2 separate regions of the Homo sapiens genome follow, and region 1 is linked to region 2. The links are chromatin loops, found by intact Hi-C in ENCODE. Cell type or tissue: psoas muscle. All regions are shown on one strand. Links, peaks and the distances in the headings refer to the core of each region. The heading gives the core; the rest is flanking DNA.

Region 1 (10,246 bases), core at 369-4,368, 180 kb before region 2:
TGGCTCTTGTTGCCCAGGCTGGAGTGCAATGGCATGATCTTGGCTCACCACAACCTCCGCCTCCCGGGTTCAAGCGATTCTTCTGCCTCAGCCTCTGGAGTAGCTGGGATTACAGGCACCCACCACCATGCCTGGCTAATATTTGTATTTTTAGTAGAGACAGGGTTTTAGCATGTTGGCCAGGCTGGTCTTGAACTCCTGACTTCGTGATCCGCCCACCTTGGCCTCCCAAAGTGCTGGGATTACAGGCGTGAGCCACTGCACCTGGCCCCCCGGGTTTTTTTTTTTGTAAGCAAATTTACTTTATTTCCTCCTGCCTCGATTCTTGGTAATTTTTTGGGTCAAATTTATTAATCAAACATTGTCCTGATTTAAAATCATGCAGTGAAGCTTAGGAGCAACCAGTGTCTTCCACGAGTTTAAGGAAGGTTTTTCTTTCTTCTTGGCGTCTTGACAACAGCTTGAGGGAGGGTGTGGGAAGCGCACAGGCCCCATACCCATACCCGACAGAGGGCCGAGCCCAGCCCCGACAGCTTCCCTTCCTTGCTGGGACACAGCTCCTTTCAGCAGTTCAGGGGCCAAGCCTGCTGCCCCAAGGGTGTGGATTCCAGCTCTGCCTGCACAGCTCCTGCTGGTGCCAAAGCCGTGTCACCCCTGGTTGGCCCCGTGACCAGGGCTCGAGGGATTGTGCTGTGGTGTCTGAGTGTTTTGTTTTGGTTTTCTTCAGCAAAGTGAAGGTGCTTTTTAAGTTCACCAAGGTGGACAGTCGACCCAAAGAGGACACACAGAAGCTGCTGAGCATCCTGGGTGCGTCCGAGGAGGACAATGTCAAGCTGCTGAAGTTCTGGATGACTGGCCTGAGCAAGACCTACAAGTCACACCTCATGTCCACGGTCCGCAGCCCCACAGCCTCGGAGTCTCGGAACTGACCCGTCACACACACCTGCCTAAAGACAGGGATGGCTGTCCACAGGATCCTCCAGCCCCGTGAGAGGGACTGTCCCTTGAGTTTCTCAACTGCTGGAAGGAGCTGTGTCCCAGCAAGGAAGGGAAACCATCAGGGCTGGGCTCGGCCCTGTCAGGTTTGGGGCCTGTGTGCTTCCCAGACTCTCCCTCCAGCCGTTGGAATCGCTGAAGATGGCAATGAAAGGCGGAGGGATGATGGGCTCTCTCTGTGTTCAAACTCCTTGGAGAGACGACTAGGAGGACAGCTTGCCTCCCAGGCCCCTTGTGGACTTAGACTCAAAACCCGCAGGAGAAACAGGTCCGACTCAGTATGCAGTCGCAATAACATGTCTGCTCCCGAGGTTAACATTCAAGCGTTTCTACTTTGAAATTCAGCAAGAGTTTCTGGGCCTTATGTTTGAGGGTACCTTTTGCTGCAGTTGTGAATATTCAGTACATTGCCAGCTCTTGGTCACTGAGTGATTGAGTTAGGGCTCCGCAAGAGACTTTGGGGAGTGAAGTGGATCTCTTCCTCATCTTTTGGTCCTCTGAAATGTGTGTTCTGAAGCCATGGGGCTCGTCTTCTGGGGTGTTCCCCTGCAGGTGCTGGTGAAGGTAACCTGGGGCTTAATGATGGAGTCCCTGATCATTTTTGCACAAGACAGGTTGCTGAGGGGTCGGCAAGCATCTGACTTGCCCAATCCCCTGGATATGGTGAGCCCCGCCATGCTTTTATTCTGTATCGCTTTTGTCTTTATTGCTGCTTTCAACATTTACGTTTGGTTACAGTTAACTATTTTCGGAGTGTGGTGATTGAAGACAATTTCATCATCCCACTGTACTTTTTTTTTTGAGAGGGAGTTTCACTCTTGTTGCCCAGGCTGGAGTGCAATGGCACGATCTTGGCTCACTGCAACCTCTGCCTCCTGGGTTCAAGCAATTCTCCTGCCTCAGCCTCCAGAGTAGCTGGAACTACAGGTGCCCGCCACTATGCCCAGCTAATTTTTGTATTTTTTAGTAGAGACGGGGTTTCACCGTGTTGGCCGGGCTGGTCTCAAACTCCTGACCTCAGGTGATCCACCCACCTCAGCCTCCCAAAGTGCTGGGATTACAAGCGTGAGCCACTGTGCCTGGCCCTTTTTTTTTTTTTTTTTTTTTTTTTTAAAGAGATGGCATCTTGCTATGTCGTCCAGGCTGGTCTTGAACTCCTGAGTTCAAGCAGTCCTCCTGCTTCAACATACAGCTACAGGTACCCCCCACTATACATTTTTAATAAGGATTCATGGCTCAGAGGGATTTTCTGATGGTTTTGCTGATTTGTTTCTAGTTTTTTTGTGTTTATATTTAACATGAAGACCAAGTTTATATAACTAGGTATCTGTATAATGCAACAACATTGGAACACAATAAAGATGTATTTTTGTAAATTGTTACTACATGGTTTTATTGGTTTGATGCCTACTATTTATTTGCGCTCAGGCACAGGAAATACTATGGTTAAAAAATACCAGTGAGTCAGCCGGGCGCAGTGGCTCATGCCTGTAATCTCAGCACTTTGGGAGGCTGAGGCAGGCGGATCACGAGGTCAGGAGATCGACACCATCCTGGCTAATACGGTGAAACCCTGTCTGTACTAAAAATATAAAAAATTAGCCAGGCATGGTGACAGATGCCTGTAGTCCCAGCTACTCAGGAAGCTGAGGCAGGAGAATCACTTGAACCCGGGAGGCAGAGGTTGCAGTGAGCCAAGATCACACCACTGCACTCCAGCCTGGGCAACAGAGTGAGACTCCATCTCAAAAAACAAAACAAAATACCAGTGAGTGGCCAATTCGCACAGTTAAGCTGCTATAATGATCGTAGACAATCTTCTCCAAGTTAGTCGTTGGAGTTGGTGTTGGAGAGAAGCAAACACTCATTTATCCCAAGGACATCTGTTGAGTACCTATGCCCATGTGCTTTTCATTTTGTTCAGCATTAGAAATGGCTCATCCCTTAATAATGATGATATTTAAAAGACATGTCCATCTGAGAGGAAGATGGCTGGAATCACCCTGGGTGACCGTGGCAATCCCTAAAACAGCAGGTTCACGGTTTAGTCATCTACCTCGAGTGGGAGGGGACCCCCTGGCCAATGTGGGTCAAGGGAGAGATGACCACCCACTGTCCTCCCCGGCTTCGGGTACAGATTCCTGTCTTTCTCTCGTGCATGGCATTCCTGGGAACGTGGTTCTATGCTCAGTTTTTGCCAGTTGTCTGCCAGTCTAGTGGCTGAATCCACTTGGCAAGTAGGAGCCCAGTGTAAGTTAGCTCTGCATTCACTTCAGGGGCATGTGTGACCTGGATTTCCCATGTCTAACAGAGCTTGCTGGCGAGGGGGCAGGCAAGGCCCTATGCCGACTGGTGGTTTTGTTTTTGTTTTTGTTTTTTGAGACAGAGTCTTGCTCCGTTGCCAGGCTGTAGTGCAGTGGTGTGATCTCGGCTCACTGCAAGCTCCGACTCCCTGGTTCAAGCAATTCAGCCTCAGCCTCCCGAGTAACTGGGATTACAGGTACATGCCACCACACCCGGCTAATTTTTGTATTTTTAGTAGAGATGGGGTTTCATCATGTTGGCCAGACTGGTCTCGAACTCCTGACCTCGTGATCCGCCCGCCTCGGCCTCCTAAAGTGCTGGAATTAGAGGGGTGAGCCACCGCACCCAGCTGCCAACTGGTGTTTCTAGGCAGCTGTGGGCTTTTTCTCCCCACAGGCATGCAGTTCTTGAAGATTTTTCCTATTGGTCATGAGTGCAGAAGAGCAGGAGGCTGAGCTGAACCTATGCCAGCCCAAGACCAGGCCAGACTCTGCTGTCCTTGTGAGGGAATAGGGGTTCCTGATTTTGTAGCTTTTCACAAAATGGAAGAGACAGAAAACAAGTTCCAGATCTTGAACCTTCCCCATGTGTTTGAAGGCAGTCAAGGGTTTCCTGATTTTACATTCAAGATACTTACACTCAGGGCCGGGCATGGTGGCTCACGCCTGTAATCCCAGCACTTTGGGAGGCCGAGGCAGGAGGATCACCTGAGCCCAGGAGTTTGATACCAGCCTGGCCAACATGGTGAAACCCCGTCTCTACTAAAAATACAAAAAAAAAAATTAGCCAGGCTGGTGGTGTACGCCTGTAGTCCCAGCTACTCAGGAGGCTGAGGCAGGAGAATCACTTGAGCTCTTATATATTGTGGAAATTAACCCCTTATCTGATAATATAGTTTGTATAAGCTTTTAAAAAATAAATTGTATATATTTAAGGTATACGACATGATGTTAATGACATACACACACATATTAAAATGGTTATTATAGCCAGGCACTGTGGCTCACACCTGTAATCCCAGCACTTTGGGAGGCCAAGGTGGGCGGATCACCTGAGGTCAGGTGTTCGAGACCAGCCTGGCCAACATGGTGAACTCCCATCTCTACTAAAAGTACAAAAATTAGCTAGGCGTGGTGTCAGGCACCTGTAATCCCAGCTGCTCAGGAGGCTGAGGCAGGAGAATCGCTTGAACCAGGGAGGTGGAGGTTGCAGTGAGCTGAGATGGCCCCATGGCACTCCTGTCTGGGCAGCAAAGCGAGACTCTGTCTCAAAAAATAAAAAATAAACACAAACGGCCAGGCACGGTGGCTCACACCTGTAATCCCAGCACTTTGGGAGGCCAAGGTGGGCGGATCACCTGATGTGAGGTGTTCGAGACCAGCCTGGCCAACATGGTGAAACCCCGTCTCCACTAAACATACAAAAATTAGCCGGGCGTGGTGGTGGGTGCCTGTAATCCCAGCTACTCTGGAGGCTGAGGCAGGAGAATTGCTTGAATCTGGGAGACGGAGGTTGCCGTGAGCCAAGATCACGTCACTGCTGACAGAGCAAGACTCCATCTGAAAAATAAATGAATAAAAAACTAGGCCGGGCACGGTGGCTCACGCCTGTAATCCCAGCACTTTGGGAGGCCGAGGAGGGCAGATAGTGAGGTCAGGAGATCGAGACCATCCTGGCTAACATAGTGAAACCCCATCTCTACTAAAAATACGAAAAATTAGCTGGGCGTGGTGGCGGGCACCTGTAGTCCCAGCTACTTGGGAGGCTGAGGCAGGAGAATGGCGTGAACCTGGGAGGCAGAGCTTGCAAAGTGAGCTGAGATCGCACCACTGCACTCCAGCCTGGGCAACAGAGCAAGACTCCGTCTCAAATAAATAAATAAATAAATAAACTAATAACTAAATGTTGTAACACAAAAGAGGATAAATGCTTAAGGTGATGGATATCCTGTTTACCCTGATGTGATTATTACAAATTGCATGTCTGTACCAAAATATCTCATGTACCCGATAAATATATATACCTACTATATACCGACAAAGTTAAAAATAGAAACTGGAAGACAAAAAATAAATAAAAATCAAATAAAGCTTCTCATTTTGTTGTCTGCCTTTGGTAGATTTCCAGCCCTGAAGTGGCTGTTTTTGAAAACTGTTTTCCCCCAGTTTTATTTTTGTTTATCCCTCTCTGGAGGGATTTGAGTCCTTCTTTATACCTCCACAACTCCAAGTCCCTCCTCTCATTATCGTTTTAGATGAGGAAAGTGAAGCTCAGAAGAGATGAATCAATTTGCCCTAGACCATGCAGCTAGGAAGCCTGGGAGCCAGCACTAAACTCAAGTGTTCTTTTTCTTTGTTAAGAATTTTATTCGCCAGGCACGGTGGCTCACACCTGTAATTCCAGCACTTTGGGAGGCCGAGGCAGGCTGATCACGAGGTCAGGCGATCGAGACCATCCTAGCTAACACGATGAAACCCCGTCTCTACTAAAAATACAAAAACAAAAATTTAGCCGATGTGGTGGTGTGCATTTGTAGTCCCAGCTACTTGGGAGGCTGAGGCAGGAGAATTGCTTGAACCCAGGAGGTGAAGGTTGCAGTGAGCCGAGATCGTGCCACTGCACTCCAGACTGGGCGACAGAGCGAGACTTCATCTCAAAAAAAAAAAAAAGAAGGCCGGGTGCGGTGGCTCACGCCTGTAATCCCAGCACTTTGGGAGGCCGAGGCAGGTGGATCACGAGGTCAGGAGTTCGAGACCAGCACGGCCAAGATGGTGAAACCCCATCTCTACTAAAAATACAAAAATTAGCCGGGTGTGGTGGTGGGCGCCTGTAATCCCAGCTGCTCGGGAGGCTGACGCAGAGACTCACTTGAACCCCGGAGGCAGAGGTTGCAGTGAGCCGAGATCGCACCACTGCACACCAGCCTGGGCGAAAGAACGAGGCTCCGTCTTAAAAAAAAAAAAAAGAATTTTATTGACATAATCACTGACATACATTTTTAGTTATTTACACCATACAATTTGACATATGTATATACCTGTGAAACCACCACAGTCAACCCGATAAGCACACATCCATCACTCCACTTCCTTGTGGCTTTGTTGGCCTCCAGGCTACACTGGTCTGCTTTCCCTCAATCTAGTTTGCATTTTCTAGAATTTTATGTAAATGGAATCATACAGTATGTACTCTTTTTGTCTGGCTTTTCCCACTCAATATTAATGAAATTCATCCACGTCGTAGCACATGTGAGTACTGTTTTTTTTTTTTTTTGGTGGGGGGGGGATAGGGTCTTGCTGTGTCACCCAGGCTGGAGTGCAATGGCATGATCTTGGCTCACTGCAACCTTAGTCTCCAGAGCTCAAGCGATTCTCCCACCTCAGCCTCCCGAGTAGCTGGGATCACAGGCACGTCAGCGCACTCAGCTAATTTTTGTATTTTTTGGTAGAGACAGTGTTTCACCATGTTGGCCAAGCTGGTTTCGAATTCCCGAACTCAAGCTGTCCTCCTGCCTCAGCCTCCCAAAGTTCTGGGATAACAGGCATGAACCACCGTGCCAGGCCACTTCATTCTATTTTATTGCTAAATAGCATTCCCTTGTACAGATATACAAAAGCTTATTTACCTGTTTACCTGCTGACGCCTTTTTGGGTTGTTCTAGGCACATACGCCTGCCAGGACACGTGCTTGTGTTAATGGATCCCGCCCTTTCTCCTAGGAGTGGGATAGCTGGATCATATGGAAGGTGCAAGTTTAATATTTTAATAAACTTTTAATTTAGAATAATTTGCTTTACAGAAAAGTTTCGAATATAGAACAGAGAGATCCATTTACCCCCACGCAGCTTCCTTTGTTAACCTTTTACATTCCTTTCATACATTTGTCAAAGCTAAGAAACTGACATTGGTACAATGCGATTAAGCTCCAGACTTTATTTGGCTCTCACCAGTTTTTCCGTGAATGTCTTCTTTCGGTTCCAGGATCCAGCCCAGACCACCACATTGCCCCGTTTCCCTATGCCCCCGGCCCAGTGCCCTCGGCTGCCTTAGTCTCTTCCTCTGTTTATGCTTAAAGCAGGGCAGGCCTTCCAACAACGCCGGCTGGAAAAAACCTCTTGGGCTAGGAAAAAACCTCTGGGCCGACACCGCCTCCAGTATGCTGGGTTCCAATGCTGCCTCCAGCTGTGTTGATTCCCTGATTATCTGTGTTCCCAGGTCATTCCCCAGCCCAGCCTAGCTGCTCCCGAGAAGACAGTGAAGGTGTGACCCCACATTTCCAGAGCAGCTCTGCTGTGCTCCATGCGAGGAAAGCCGGGGTTGCTGTGGCTTCTAGCGCGGAGAGCGGTCTCTGGCCTGGGCAGGTGACGGGTGTGCTAGGGCCCGTGGCCCGCGGGTGTGCAGGTGCTGCCTGGTGGCGCGGGCTTGGGGACGTGGCTTGGCACGTGGTGGGAGGTGGAACCTGGAGGGCGTGGCCGAGCGCCTGGCTGGAAGGAAAATGGGGGGCACAGCCTGGCGTTGGGGGGTGGAGGGTGTCTGTGGCAGGGGGCGTGGCCTGGCGCGTGGAGGGAGGCGTGGTCACCTGTTGAGGGTTGGGGGCGGGCTGATGGGAGGCGTGGGTTCAGCTTGGTGCGTGACAGTTGTGGGGGCATGGCGCGGCCTAGCGCGTGGCCCTCGGGGGCTGAGGGCGTGACCTTGCACGTGGCCGTTGGTGGGGCGTGACGGGGGCGTGGCCTGGCGTGTGGCCATGGGTGCTGGGCGTGGCCTGGCACGTGGCCTGGCACGTGGCCGTTGGCGCTGCGTGACGGGGGCGTGGCCTGGTGCGTGGCAATTGGCAGGACGTGATAGGGCGTGGCCTGGCGCGTGGCCATGGGGGGCTGGGCGTGGCCTGGCACATGGCCGCTGGCGGCGCGTGACGGGGGCGTGGCCTGGCGGTCTAGGGCTGGGGGCGCGCAGACTCCGCTGCGGCGGCGTGGCTGTGGGTCCCGGATTAGCGGCGGCATGGGACGGTTGAGTTGGCAGGTGGCGGCCGCGGCGGCTGTGGGCCTGGCTCTGACTCTGGAGGCGCTGCCTTGGGTGCTGCGCTGGCTGCGGTCCAGGCGGCGGCGGCCGCGGCGCGAGGCGCTGTTCTTCCCGTCTCAGGTGACCTGTACCGAGGCCCTGCTGCGGGCTCCGGGCGCGGAGCTGGCCGAGCTCCCCGAGGGCTGCCCGTGCGGCCTGCCCCACGGCGAGAGCGCGCTAAGCCGCCTGCTGCGTGCCCTGCTGGCCGCCCGCGCCAGCCTGGATCTCTGCCTGTTCGCCTTCTCCAGCCCGCAGCTGGGCCGCGCCGTGCAGTTGCTGCACCAGCGTGGGGTGCGAGTGCGGGTCGTCACCGACTGCGACTACATGGCCCTCAACGGCTCGCAAATCGGTCTGCTGCGCAAGGCAGGTAGGCCCGGCGGGGTCCAAGCGGAGAAGGCCGGCTTGGCCCACGCGGGGTCCTAGGCGCAAAGGTGGACACTTAGGGGAGGGGGTCTGGGGACGGGCTGAGGCCTCATTTACTTTCCTCGTGGCCTTGTGGGGTCGGGGTGGTGTAACGCGGAGAAAGCAGAGCCCCCACAGAAGGTCTAGCCGGCTGCGTGGGCATAAGCGAGCCGGACCCTCGGTGCCTCCGCGGTGGGGGCGGTTCTCTCAGTGAACTGTCCCGGCATGCTGGAAGCAGGTGGGCCTGCGTGTGCCGGGTTAGAGGCGGAGCAGATTCCCCTAGCAACTCCTCGGGCGCCGCCGGCGGAGTTTTCGTGACTGCTGCAGCCCGGGCCCGCCCTCCTACGCTGCCGGAGATCCCCGGACGGCCTCTGGTAACCTGGATCCTGGTGGCAGGGGAGCTGGACGCCAGGGTTGTGCTTGGACTTCCAGACTGAAGGGCTCTGGGGAGAGGCGGCCACCTGCTGCCCAGTGAATCTCAGGCCACTGGGCTCTGGGAGACCTGAACATGTTCTAGAAAGCAGCGCCAGGACATTCGGTTGTTTTCCCAGCTGCAAAAGGAGGGGAACACATATTTCTGGCGGGGGCGCCTCTCTCATGGGGTGGGGACAGAAGGGACCAGGAAATGTGAATAATTGGGATCCTTGTCCCACCTGAGGATTCTCAGTCCATCCTGGCCCAGTTCGGCGGCCCAGCCTGCTGTTGCCTTTTGTGTATCTGCACTCACAGACTCTTGGGCCTGTCTCTGTCTCCATCACTCAGGCACCCAGAAAGTCACGCCTGCACGTGCAACGGTTGGATCTGATAATACTGGTGGTCGCAGTGACCGAGAGATGTGTGGAGCCCTGGGAATTGTCCAGGCTGGGCAGTGGTCACCGCCGCGCTGTTCCTTCTGCACAGCCATAGCCTCTTGTTGACTTGGGCCTCAGAGCAGCCTCTCCAGAGTCAGCCAGGGTCCCTCCCTGCTCTGGGTGGTGTGGGGCATGTTGCACGCCATGTGGGAGCAGAGTGGGGCACGTGGTTTTCATATTGAGGATGTCTCCTTCTCTTTGGGGCAGCCACAAGAGCTGTCCTCCCATGTGTTGGTCATTTTAACGGGAGGTTTGGGGACCTCCAGGCATGCACAGTACAGTTCTGTTTGAGTTGCTTTTACAGTCGTAGAAGCTGAGGTTGGTGAAGACCCTTCAAGGGCCCCTAGACCAAGGTCCCATCGGATCCCCTCTGGGATGGCCTCCCAGCATCCTCGCTGACTTCGAGGCTGTCCAGTGGCATTCACTGTTCAAGGAATGTCCCCTCTGTGCCAGTATTTGTGAGGAGCTGGAACATCCTAGGGCACAAGGGCACAAGGCCAGGTTGCCACGGAGATGCCAACTAAGTCATGAATATTTCATTTAGGGCACTGAGAAGGGCCAAGAAAACTTCATAAAGCAGGGTAAGGAGGCAGTGGTGTGGGAGGAAGTGGCGTGGGCCAGGTCAGCTGCCCAGGG
Region 2 (10,867 bases), core at 992-4,991:
TCAATTTTGAATTTTTTTCGGCTGAGCACTTAGGTAAGGGCTGCTGATCTGGAGAATGAATCAGGGGCAAGGACTGAGAGAGCTGCAGAGGAGAGAGGGTAGCAGCCTGACTAGGATAGGGTCAGTGGGAGGCAAGGGAATGAATTTGGAAAATGTTTAGGAGGTAGAATCAATTAGTTGCGCTCCTCTCCAAAACCCTCACGGTAGAGTGGGGTCTTGGTTGCTACTCCATTTCCCCTGTCTAGTTCAGTGCCTGGCATAGAGCAGGGGCTCAAAAACACCCCATGGGGGTGCAGTGGCTCACACCTGTAGTCCCAGCACTTTGGGAGGCCGAGGCGGGCGGATCATGAGATCAGGAGTTCGAGACCATCCTGGCTAACACAGTGAAACCCTGTCTCTACTAAATATACAAAAAATTAGCCAGGCTTGGTGGCAGGCGCCTGTAGTCCCAGCTACTAGGGAGGCTGAGGCAGGATAATGGCATGAACCCGGGAGGCGGAGCTTGCAGTGAGCCGAGATCGTGCCACTGCACTCCAGCCTGGGCGACAGAGTGAGACTCTGTCTCAAAAAACAAAACAAACAAGAAAAACACCCCATGGGTGAATGGATGAAAAGTCATCGTTCCACCTTGTATTGTAATATCTCCTCCACCAGATTATGAAATCCATACCGACACAGTCTGTGTCTCATAACCTTGGCTTCCCTTTCCAGGGGCCTAGAACAGCACTTTGCATGAAGTTCAATACTCAGTGTAAACATGTAAAGATTCACTGGGCTGTATGCTTTTTTCACTGCATTGTGTACACCTCAATGTATATTGTTTATCTCAAAAAAGCAAATAAGCAAGCAAGCAAGAAAAGGCCGCTCAGGTGAGCCCCAAATGCAGGTAAGTCTTGATTTGTGGCTCTGACTGCCATCCTGGGAAGTTTTCCCTGTGTCCTGTTAGGGAGCAGAATTTACACACAGATACCCAGAGGTAACCACTATTTTGATCTCCATCACCATAGATGAGTGGAATCCGCTGCGAGCTATGCCTGGCTCTTCTCATTCAACAGTATGCCTGTGAAATTCAATCCACACGGCTACTGTATATATCAGTACTTCATTCTTTTTCATTGCTGCCTGGTAGTCCCTTGTGTGGAAATACTACAATTTATCTGTCCATGTTCCCGTGGATAGACATTCAGGATGTTTCCAGTTTGGGGCCATTATGAATAATGCTACGAGTATCTTCGTGCTTGTCTTTGGTGGACATAAGCACTTCTTTCTTTTTTTTTTTTTTTTTTGTTTGAGATGGAGTCTCGCTCTTTCGCCCAGGCTGGAGTGCAGTGGCACGATCTTGGCTCACTGCAAGCTCCGCCTCCTGGGTTCAGGCCATTCTCCTGCCTCAGCCTTCTGAGTAGCTGGGACTACAGGCACTCGCCATCACGCCCGGCTAATTTTTTTTGTATTTTTTTAGTAGAGACGGGGTTTCACTGTGTGAGGATGGTCTCGATCTCCTGACCTCGTGATCTGCCTGCCTCGGCCTCCCAAAGTGCTGGGATTACAGGCATGAGCCACCGCGCCCGGCCAAGCACTTATTTCTATTGGGAATACCCAAGACTAGGGATGGCTAAGTTTTGGGAAGTGAATGTTTAACCTGATGGGAAACTGCCAAGCAGTTCTCCACACCTGAGAGCTGGGCTCTCATCTCGCCCTTTTTCTGCTAATCATTGATAATAAAATTCATCTGGAGGAATGTGTGAATGCTACAGGTTTCCAGGGCCTCCCATGGAATTGTGTATCTGTTGGAGTGCACGAATCTATTTTGTCATTGCTATTGAGACAGGGTCTTACTCTGTCGCCCAGGAGTGCAGTGGTGTGATCTGGGCTCACTGCAGCTTTGACCTCCCAGGCCCAAGTGATCCTCCTACCTCAGCTTCCCAAGTAGCTGGGACTACAGGAGTGTGCCACCTTGCTTGCTAATTTTCCTGTAGAGACAGGGTCTCACTATGTTGCCCAGGCTGGTCTCGAACTCCTGGGCTCAAGAGATCCTCCTGCTTCAGCCTTCCAAAGTGCTGGGATTACAGATATGAGTCACTGTGCCCAGCCGAAGAATCTGTTTTTAAAATATTTCTGCTAGGCAAGTTTTGGAAATAGTGGGTGGAGCTGTGGTTCTCAAATCCTGGAGGATTAAAAAAATTCCTACTCTGGAGGCTGGGCGCGGTGGCTCAGGCCTGTAATCCCAGCACTTTGGGAGGCCGAGGCAGGTGGATCACTTGAGGCCAGGAGTTCGAGACCAGCTTGGCCAACATGGCAAAACTCATCTCTACTAAAAATACAAAAATTAGCTAGGCATCATGGTGCAGGCCAGTAATCCCAGCTACTAGGGTGGCTTGAACCTGGGAGACAGAGGTTGCAGTAAGCCGAGATTGTGCCACAGTGCTACTACAGCCTGAGTGACAGAGCTAGACTCTGTCTCAGAAAAAAAAAAAAAAAAGGATTCCTATTCTGGTCCATTTCCAGATATTCTGATTTAATTGGTGTCTGTAAAGGCTACTTGGAGGATTCTCATAACCACACAGGAGTTGGAACCACTGGATAAAGGAGGGTGGAAAGGCGAAGGCTCTGGTGTGGTGTGTCTCAGCCAGCTATTGCTGCAGAACCACCCCACCCCACAAAGCAGAGTGGCTTGAGCACTATTTTCTTGTCTCTCTGGTTCTGAGAGTGGACTGGGCTCTGCCCGGCAGTCCTGCTGGTCTTGCTTGCTGTAAGTGTGGCTGCATGGTAGCTGGGTGAGGTCACTGGAGGCTGGACTGAGACAGGGCTGGCTGGACCTTCGTCCTTTCCTTGCAGCCTCAGAGCCTCTCCTTTCCCCATGGCTTCCCCTTCTGCTCTGCGTGCAGCACCTCAGTGTTCCCCAGAGCAAAGAAGCAGAAGTACCCATCCTCCTTAATGCCAGGCCTGGCACTCGACCGCATGCCATTAGTCAGCACACGGCACAGGATGTCCCAGACTCGAGGTGGGGGGCCCACAGAGGCGTCAGCCCCAGGAGACGTGGTTCACTGGGGCCACCATTGAGACTAGCTACCATAAATAGTAGCCATGTCATACGAGTATTGTGAGGACTAAAGAAATTTATATATGTGACGTGCTTAGAACAGTCCCTGAAACACGGTGTGAGCTCAAGAACTATCAGCATGTATTAGTATGCCTATAACCCCTATGCCAGGGGTTGGCAGATTTTTTCTGTAAAGGGCCAGATACTAAATATTTTAGCCTTGTCAGGCCATATGGTCTCTGTCGAAACTACTCAGCTTTGATATTGTCAAGTGCAAGCATCCATAGACATTACATAATGAAGGGGCGCAGCTGTGTTACAATCAAACTTTATTTAAGTAGTAAGTGGCGGGCTGGATTAGGCTGTTTCTTGGGTCCCCTCTTTTCCTGTTGCTCGGGCCTCCCTCTCCTGGACAGTCTCTCTGAAATGTTGGTCTCCCTGTCCCAGACAGCACCTGTCAGCATTCAAGAATTCACAACCATCGAGCACTGACAGTGTGCCAGGCTGTGTGCCGTGTGCTGGGCATTCGTCACGTCGAATCTCACTAAGTCCAGCTGTCATCATTTGAAATTAGCTCTGGCAGCGCTGGTGGTGTCTGATGGGAGTCCTTAGTGCCCACCCCCCATCATCCATCAATCCCCTGAAAGCCACCCCAAATAAATATATACTTTGTTAATGTAGCTTCAAGAAAAATCTCCTAACCCCTTTCCAGTTGCCACCCCAGAATTAGTATTATCCTCAGCTTACAGATGAGAAAACTGAGGCACGGACAAGGCAAGTATTCAAGGTCATACAACAGTAAATGGTAAGCCTGGGATTCAGACATGGGCAGTATCTTCGTGAGCACTGCTCTACACAACCTCCAGCCCAGGGAGCTGCACGTGGCCCTGACAGCATCGGGGGCTGGGCCCCACCCTTCCCTGGAAGCAAGACCACAAGATCTCGGAGGCCCTTTCCAGCTGTGACGCCATGAGGCTTTTCTACAGCAGGCACCAAATGACAATAGTCTCCAGATGTGCACTAGGAGAGAATGTAGTGCACTTGACACAGAAAGTCCACCAGAAGGGCAAGTTGGACATGTTATTTAAATTTTAAGTCTGTGACCACTTTGACATAGTGATTCCACTTCTAGAAAGATAGGTTGTAAAATTGCTCACACAGGTACACAGATATTATGTACAAGGATGTTCATTCCATCATTGTTCTTAATAGCAAAAATTGGAGATACTCCAATTGTCTATCATTAGAGGATCGGATGAATAAATTATGGCTCTTTGATACAGGGGAGTACCATGGGGCTAGTTGTTAAAGACTGAGATAGTGTTGACGTGGCCATCCATCTCAAAATATGGTGAAGTGAAAAGCTGTTGGAGAAATGGTGTGCATTGTAGTAGCTCATCCTTGTTTTAAGAGTGTGTGTGTTAGCAATATTCACAGTTAGTGTTTACATGGAGAAGGTCAGGGGCACATACACCTAACCGTTCATTGCAGTTAACCCTGGGAGGTGAAAGAATGGGGACTCACACTTAAGCTAGAGATTTATATCATGTTTAAAATTTTTAATAAAAGCTTTTGTTTTCTTACTAATATAGAGAAAATCATATAATGAAGGTGGATGTATCCATTACCCAGCTTCCATATCAACTCAGGACAAGTCTTGTTTCAACCATACTCCCTCATCTACTGTGTGTGTCTGTAAAAGATAAGAACTATTTTCAAAAAGTAGCCACAATACCATTATCATACCTAAAAAAACAATAATTCTTTAATATCATTAAATGCCCAGTGAGTGATTTCCAGTTATCTCCTAAAAACAGAAATTATTTTTGTAATAAGAAAAAAAAGGCTGAAAAAGATAAAATTGTCAATCCAAAGAGCAGATTAGTACAAGTTTCCTGGAGCTTTGTTTAGTGATACTTATCAAGAGCCTTAACAATGTGCTTACCTTTTGCCCTAGTAATCCCAACCTGTGAATTTATTCTAAGAAGAAAAAAGAACATTGAAGAGGTATACAAACATTGTTCACTAGAGTGTGCAGTGTCTGTTACAGAGAAGTTGTTTGAAAACTATTTGTTGAGGCCAGATGTGGTGGCTTACATCTGTAATACTAGTACTTTGGGAGACTGAGGCAGGAGGATTGCTTGAGGCCAGGAGTTCCAGACCAGCCTGAGCAACATAGCAATACCCCATCTCTACAAAAACATTTTTTAAAAATTAGCCAGGCATGGTGGCTCATGCCCATAATTCTAACTACTTGGGAGGCCAAGACAGGAGGGTTGCTTGAACCTAGGATTTCAAGGCTATAGTGAGCTGTGATCACATCACTAAAACTCCAGCCTGGATGACAGAGCAAGACCCTATCTCAAAAGAAAAAAAAACAAACCACAATTTTTTTTGAATTTGAAGTTGAGCTCCTGCTGTGGTTTGCAGCTTTGTTTGTAAAAGAAAAGCTGAAAGTCATGGAAGTGTGTGACATTAGGGTACTGGCTAAATAAATGAGGGCAGATCCATAAAATGAAACATTGTTCTGTCATGTAAAATCAGATTCTAATAATACACATAGATAACCACCGCTTCCAAGAGGCAGAACTTCATCCTCATCCTCTAATGGACTATGGAAAGAAGAAAAACAGTCCTTTTACAGTGAAGAAACTCAGCAGATGCTCCCTCAACATCGCTGGTGGTAAGTCTTGTGGCTACTGGGTACCCCCTGATACAATGACAGGGGCACCTCACCTCTGTGATCTTTTACCCAAAAACTAATAACCTCAGTCTCATGAGAAAAACATCAGACAAACTCAGATGAGGGGCATTCTACAAAATACGTGAGCAGCACTCTTCGAATGTGTCAAGGTCGTGAAAAACAAGAAAAGACTCAGAACTGTTAGGGACCAGAGGAGCCTCAGGAGATGACGGAGACTGAATGCCATGTGGGATGCCGGATGAGATCATGGAACAGAAAAAGGGCATTAGTGGGAAACTGGCGAAATCCTAATAGAGTCTGTCGTCCAGCTAATAATGTTTTACTAATGTTAACTTTTTAGTTTTGACAAATGTAGCATGATTATGTAAGATGTTCACATTAGGGGAAGGTGGGGGAAGAGTATGGGAACTTTGTGGAACTTTGCTGTAAATCTAAAATCACTAAACAAAAATTATTCAAAAAATCAGGGTGTAGATATTTATTAGTATAGAAATGTATTCACAACATATTAAGGGGAAAGTATGTATGGCCTCACATAGTTTTTGCTGAATGAGACCGTATTTGTAAAAACTCTAATAACAAGGTGTATGTCTACATGAATGTGTATATATGCACATGTAGGCTGGGCACGGTGGCTCATGCCTGTAATCCCAGCACTTTGGGAGGCCAGGGTGGGCGGATCACCTGAGGTTAGGAGTTCGAGACCAGCCTGGCCAACATGGTGAAACCCCATCTCTACTAAAGATACAAAAAAATTAGCCAGGCATGGCGGTGTGCGCCTATAATCCCAGCTACTCGGGGGGCTGAGGTAGGACAATCTCTTGAACCGGGGAGGTAGAGGTTGCAGTGAGCTGAGATGGCGCCACTGCACTCCAGCCTGGGTGACAGAGCAAGACTTCATCTTAAAAAATTATATATATATATATATATATATATATATATATGTATATATATATAATGTACATGTGCATACACACAGGGACACAGGGCTGCATATGTATGCGTATGTGCGTATCTAGCCATTCATGAACAATGTTTGTGTACTTTTTAAATTTTTTTTTTCTTAGGATAAATTCATGGGTTGGGATTGCTAAGTCAAAAGATAAACACATTGGTAAGGCTCTTGATAAGTATCACTAAACAAAGAGCCAAGAAAGTTGTAGTAATCTGCTCTCTGGATTGACATGTTTTTCTTTTTCAGGACATGCAGGGAAGCATGTAGTTCCAGGGTTGCACACTCAGAGGCCTCTAGGGCCAGGCAGGTGGCAGCAGTGGCCTCAGTGATCTGGGGTGTCCATGCTCCTACAACAGGCAGCAGCTCCATGGCCTCGGTCGTAGCCGTCTGTCCTACAGGATTTGGGCCTGGTCGTGATCGATCTTTTAATTTTCCAAAAGAAATCAGAAATCGAGGTTGTTACACAAATTGTCAGGGCCTACTCAGCTGTGGGGAGGGGGCCTTCAGGGTCCCACAGCCAAGAAGAAGAGGCCTGGGACTCAAGAGGCAGGCAACACAGGCCACAGGCTGGGCTGTCCCTGCCCTGGCCCCACCATCTGCACCAAGCCTGGAGGACGGCCAGCTGGCCGGGGCAGGGAGAGGCGGCAGCTCTTCCGGCCTGCGTGCCTGCGTGTGGCCAGGCTGGGGAGTGGAGGTTTGCTCAGAGTCCACAGGAATGGGGGCTGACACTTCTAGTTCACCATATCACTTCAGGGGCTGTGACTCGTGGGTGTGTGTAAGAGTCATTGATATATCATCTCCTTATGTGTCTGTGTCTGTGCATGTCCAGAGGGTGGTCTGGCTATCTCTGAGGGTGTTTCTGGGAATGACCATGTTATGTGTCTACATGCATGTTGGCCTGTTTATCTGGGGGTCTGACCTGCATCTCTGACTTGTGAATATGTGTGTGAATTGTACAGATGCATCCATCTTTGCATGTCATATGATCTGTGAGATGATGGTACATATTTATGTGTGTTTGTGGGCAACTGGGCTATCTGGCTGGCCCCACTGCATATATATCTGGGCTTCTATGTGATTGTCTGTGAGTGTCATTGTGTGTGTGTATTCTGTCTGATTGAGCTGTATATGTTTGCATGTCTGTTTTATATATGCAGGTCCATGTGTCCATATCTATGTGCATGTTTGGGCTTGGCAAGTTGCCTCATACCTATAATCCCAGCACTTTGGGAGGCTGAGGCAGGAGGATCGCTTGAGGCCAGGAGTTTGAGACCAACCCGGACAGCATGGTGAGACCTCATCTCTACAAAAAAATTAAAAATTAGCTGGGCATGGTGGCACACACCTGTAGGCCCAGCTACTTGAAAGACTGAGGCGGGGGGATCGCTTGAGCCCAGGAAATTGAGGCTGCAGTGAGCTAGGATGGCATGACTGCACTCCAGGCTGGGCGACAGAGTGAGAACTTGTCTCTAAAAATAAAATAAAAATAATAAATAGAATAAGGTAAGTGCAGTCTGTGCCTATGCCTCTGCACAAGTGCGTGTCAGCATGCATAGTTGTGTGTTGTGTCCGGCTGAGTAGGCACATGTGCATGCGTGTGAGTGTTGGATGCTGGGGCAGTCAGGGTTCGAGTCACTGACAGTCAGCACCCACTCCTCACTTCCTCATGCCTGGTTCCTACAGGTCCCCACAAGAAGCATGTAGGGCCCAAGCACCCCCTGCCACCTCTGAACCCCAAGCACAGGCACGAGAAGGTAAGGGTGGCCGACTGCAGGGCCCAGGCTTGGAGGACCCTGGAGCCGACTCCTGGTGCATGTACCACGACTGCCAGCCTGCCTTGGCCTGGCTCCTGGGAAACACTTGCCCTTGGCCAACTGGAGAGCTGTCGATTTGGGACACAGCCCCACAGTGGCCACCACTTTATCCCACCCTCAAATACTTCCTAAGGCCATTTGTTGCTAGGAGACGGGTACAGGCAGCCTGCTTTGATGGCTCTCTAGACACAGGCTCCAGGGACAGGAAGCCTGTCTGGCCCCTTTCCTATGAAGTGGCTGGGGAGACTGGGGGTGGGCATCGGGGATGAAGGATAGACGGGGCAGCTTGGACAGAGTAAGCAGCAGGAAGTCTCAGAGCCTTAGGAGCAGAGGGGCCCTGGTACCCCTTGGTCAGGATGCTGAGCCCAGAGAGGGCAAGATCCTGACTTAGGTCACACAGCAACAATCCCCGGCAGAACTAGCATTCCTTTTGGAGAAATTCAGAGTTCATGGCCCCAGGAGTCATTCATTCACTCATGCATGCATTCATTCATTCATTCATTCATTCATTCATTCATTCAGCAATTACATATTAAGCATCTACTATACGCCAGGCCCACTACTAAGCCCCGGCATACAGCAGTGGAAAAGACGGAGGCAATCCTCACCTCACAAAGCTGATACTCTCGTCAGAGAGACAGAAAACAAGTGAAGTTAAGATCACGTCACTTTGTGCTAAGGGCTAGTAAATAAAATTACACCATGTAGAACATTGGAGTCGCTCTGTCCAAATGGTGGCCACTAGCCCCATGTGGCTATATGAGTTTCAAGTAATTGGAGTAATTGAAAATTAAGAGTCCAGTTCTTCCATTGCAGTAGCCGCATTTCAGGGGCTTGTTAGCCACACGGGGCCGGTAGCTTCTGACAGAGGCTGGTGACAGTGGACAAAGAGCACTTCCATCACAGAAGGAGCTGCCGGACAGGGCTGGTGTGGGGAGTGGACAGAAGGCTGGGGGCCAGATGGCCGAGGACAGCGACATCTAGGCTGTCCTGCTGAGAAGGGGCGGCCACATGGTGATGCACCCGGGGGACAGGACAGCAGGTGCAATGCTGGCCAGGTGGGGATGTGCTTGGTGTGTTCAAGGGACAGAAAGGACAGAGGCAGTGAGGGGAGAGGAGAGAGAGGTGGGGTTGGGGAGGTCAGCGGGGGTCTCTGGGGCCTGGGTAAGGAGTTTCTGCTTTATGTGGAGGGCGTCAGGAAGCCATGGGGGGAGGGGTTAAGCAGGAGAGTGGCATGGTTTTAACAATATATGGAGAATGGATTTGTGGGGGCAAGAGTGGAAGGAAGGAGCCCTAGGGAGGAGGCTGTTGTGTCACAGAGAGGAAGGTGACTGAGACCTGGGTGATATGGGAGTGGGGGTTGGGCAACAGCCATCATAGCCCAAGCCTCAGGGTTATGGATCCAGCTGTGCCTGAAGCTACGGCTTGCTTGACACCCCCTCTACCTCCTTCCTCCTCTTGGTTGCTGGGCACTGACTTGAACACCCCTCATTACTACCACCCACCTATCCCCTCCCTCACAAAACCCCCGACTGTCTCTCCTCCTATCCCTGTGCGGAGCACTCAGACGGGACCTAGGCTTCCCTCAGTGCCCTGGGTCCAGTTTCTTTTGCCGGGCTTTGCCCCTCTCATCGCATCCCAGGGTTGATAAGCTAGCCCTGTCTAGTCACATTGAGGTCCTGGGAAAATACCTTAGGCCACCTGGTGTTTCACTGACTTTCCCCACCAGGACGCTTTCCTGGAGCTGTGAGCAGGATGCAGGAGGAATCAGCTGGCTCTGGGTCTGGGGGGTGGGAGTGACTAAAAGAGAAGGCTCAGCTTCAGTTGCAAAGTCCCCCAGAGGGACTTTGGTTTGTTTACGGGAAGAACTTCCCCTCTATAAAAGGGCCGATGTCATCCTTGTGCATTCGTGCATTCACAGTGGAGGGGATCCCCTAGGACCCTAAAAATGAGGTGGAAAGCCTTCTCCCTAGGGCAGGCGTCCAGAGGCCGGCTCTGCTTCTCAAACGCTGGGCACTCATTCCTCCTCAGGATCTTTGCAGCTGCAGTTCCCTCTGCCTGGAATGCTGTTCCCCTAAGACCCCAGGTGGCGTCTCCATCTGGCTGCCAAGTCTCCTCCTGAGCGATTATGCGGATTACCTGATGAGCACGGCTTCCTCCTTGGAAGCACCTTGTTTTGTCTCCGGTACTAGAACGCCAGCTCCACAAGGGCAGGGCGGTTGTTGATCTTGTTTTTCTCTGTCCCCTCCTGTCTGACACTATGCCTGGCATATGGTGGATGTTCCCAGGAGGTTTCTGGAATGAGCAGATGTCTGGGGTGAGTGTGGGCAGGTGGCTGCCATGCATACAGAGCC

What was found. Hi-C counts contacts between places; a loop is a spot of excess contacts. Peaks named below come from ENCODE experiments on the same cell type or tissue, not always from the same donor. Only the 100,000 strongest peaks of a DNase experiment are listed, where the experiment ranks them.
Region 1: a loop joins it to region 2, with 1.8 times the contacts of the local background. A loop is called at or near these places in 8 of 110 quality-filtered maps.

The regions. Positions count from the first base shown.
Region 1 is chr17:17,204,338-17,214,583 of GRCh38, reverse strand. It overlaps FLCN (folliculin), which reads left to right. Exons shown (of 14, transcript NM_144997.7): 14 at 728-2,372. The coding sequence ends at 929. PLD6 (phospholipase D family member 6) reads left to right here and starts at 8,251. Exons shown (of 2, transcript NM_178836.4): 1 at 8,251-8,724. The coding sequence starts at 8,298. RefSeq lists silencers at 7,943-7,992, 8,033-8,282, 8,403-8,452, 8,473-8,592 and enhancers at 7,218-8,057, 9,113-9,232. In psoas muscle, for the core only: no CTCF peak of the experiment used is centred there; DNase peaks (open chromatin) are centred at 2,479 and 3,624; H3K27ac peaks cover 2,429 bases.
Region 2 is chr17:17,028,769-17,039,635 of GRCh38, reverse strand. LOC124903938 (a long non-coding RNA gene) reads left to right here. Exons shown (of 3, transcript XR_007065644.1): 3 at 1-293. Among named protein-coding and RNA genes, the nearest start is that of MPRIP, 8.3 kb to the left of the region's middle. RefSeq lists enhancers at 2,977-3,036, 9,698-10,272. In psoas muscle, for the core only: no CTCF peak of the experiment used is centred there; DNase peaks (open chromatin) are centred at 2,955 and 3,535; H3K27ac peaks cover 3,196 bases.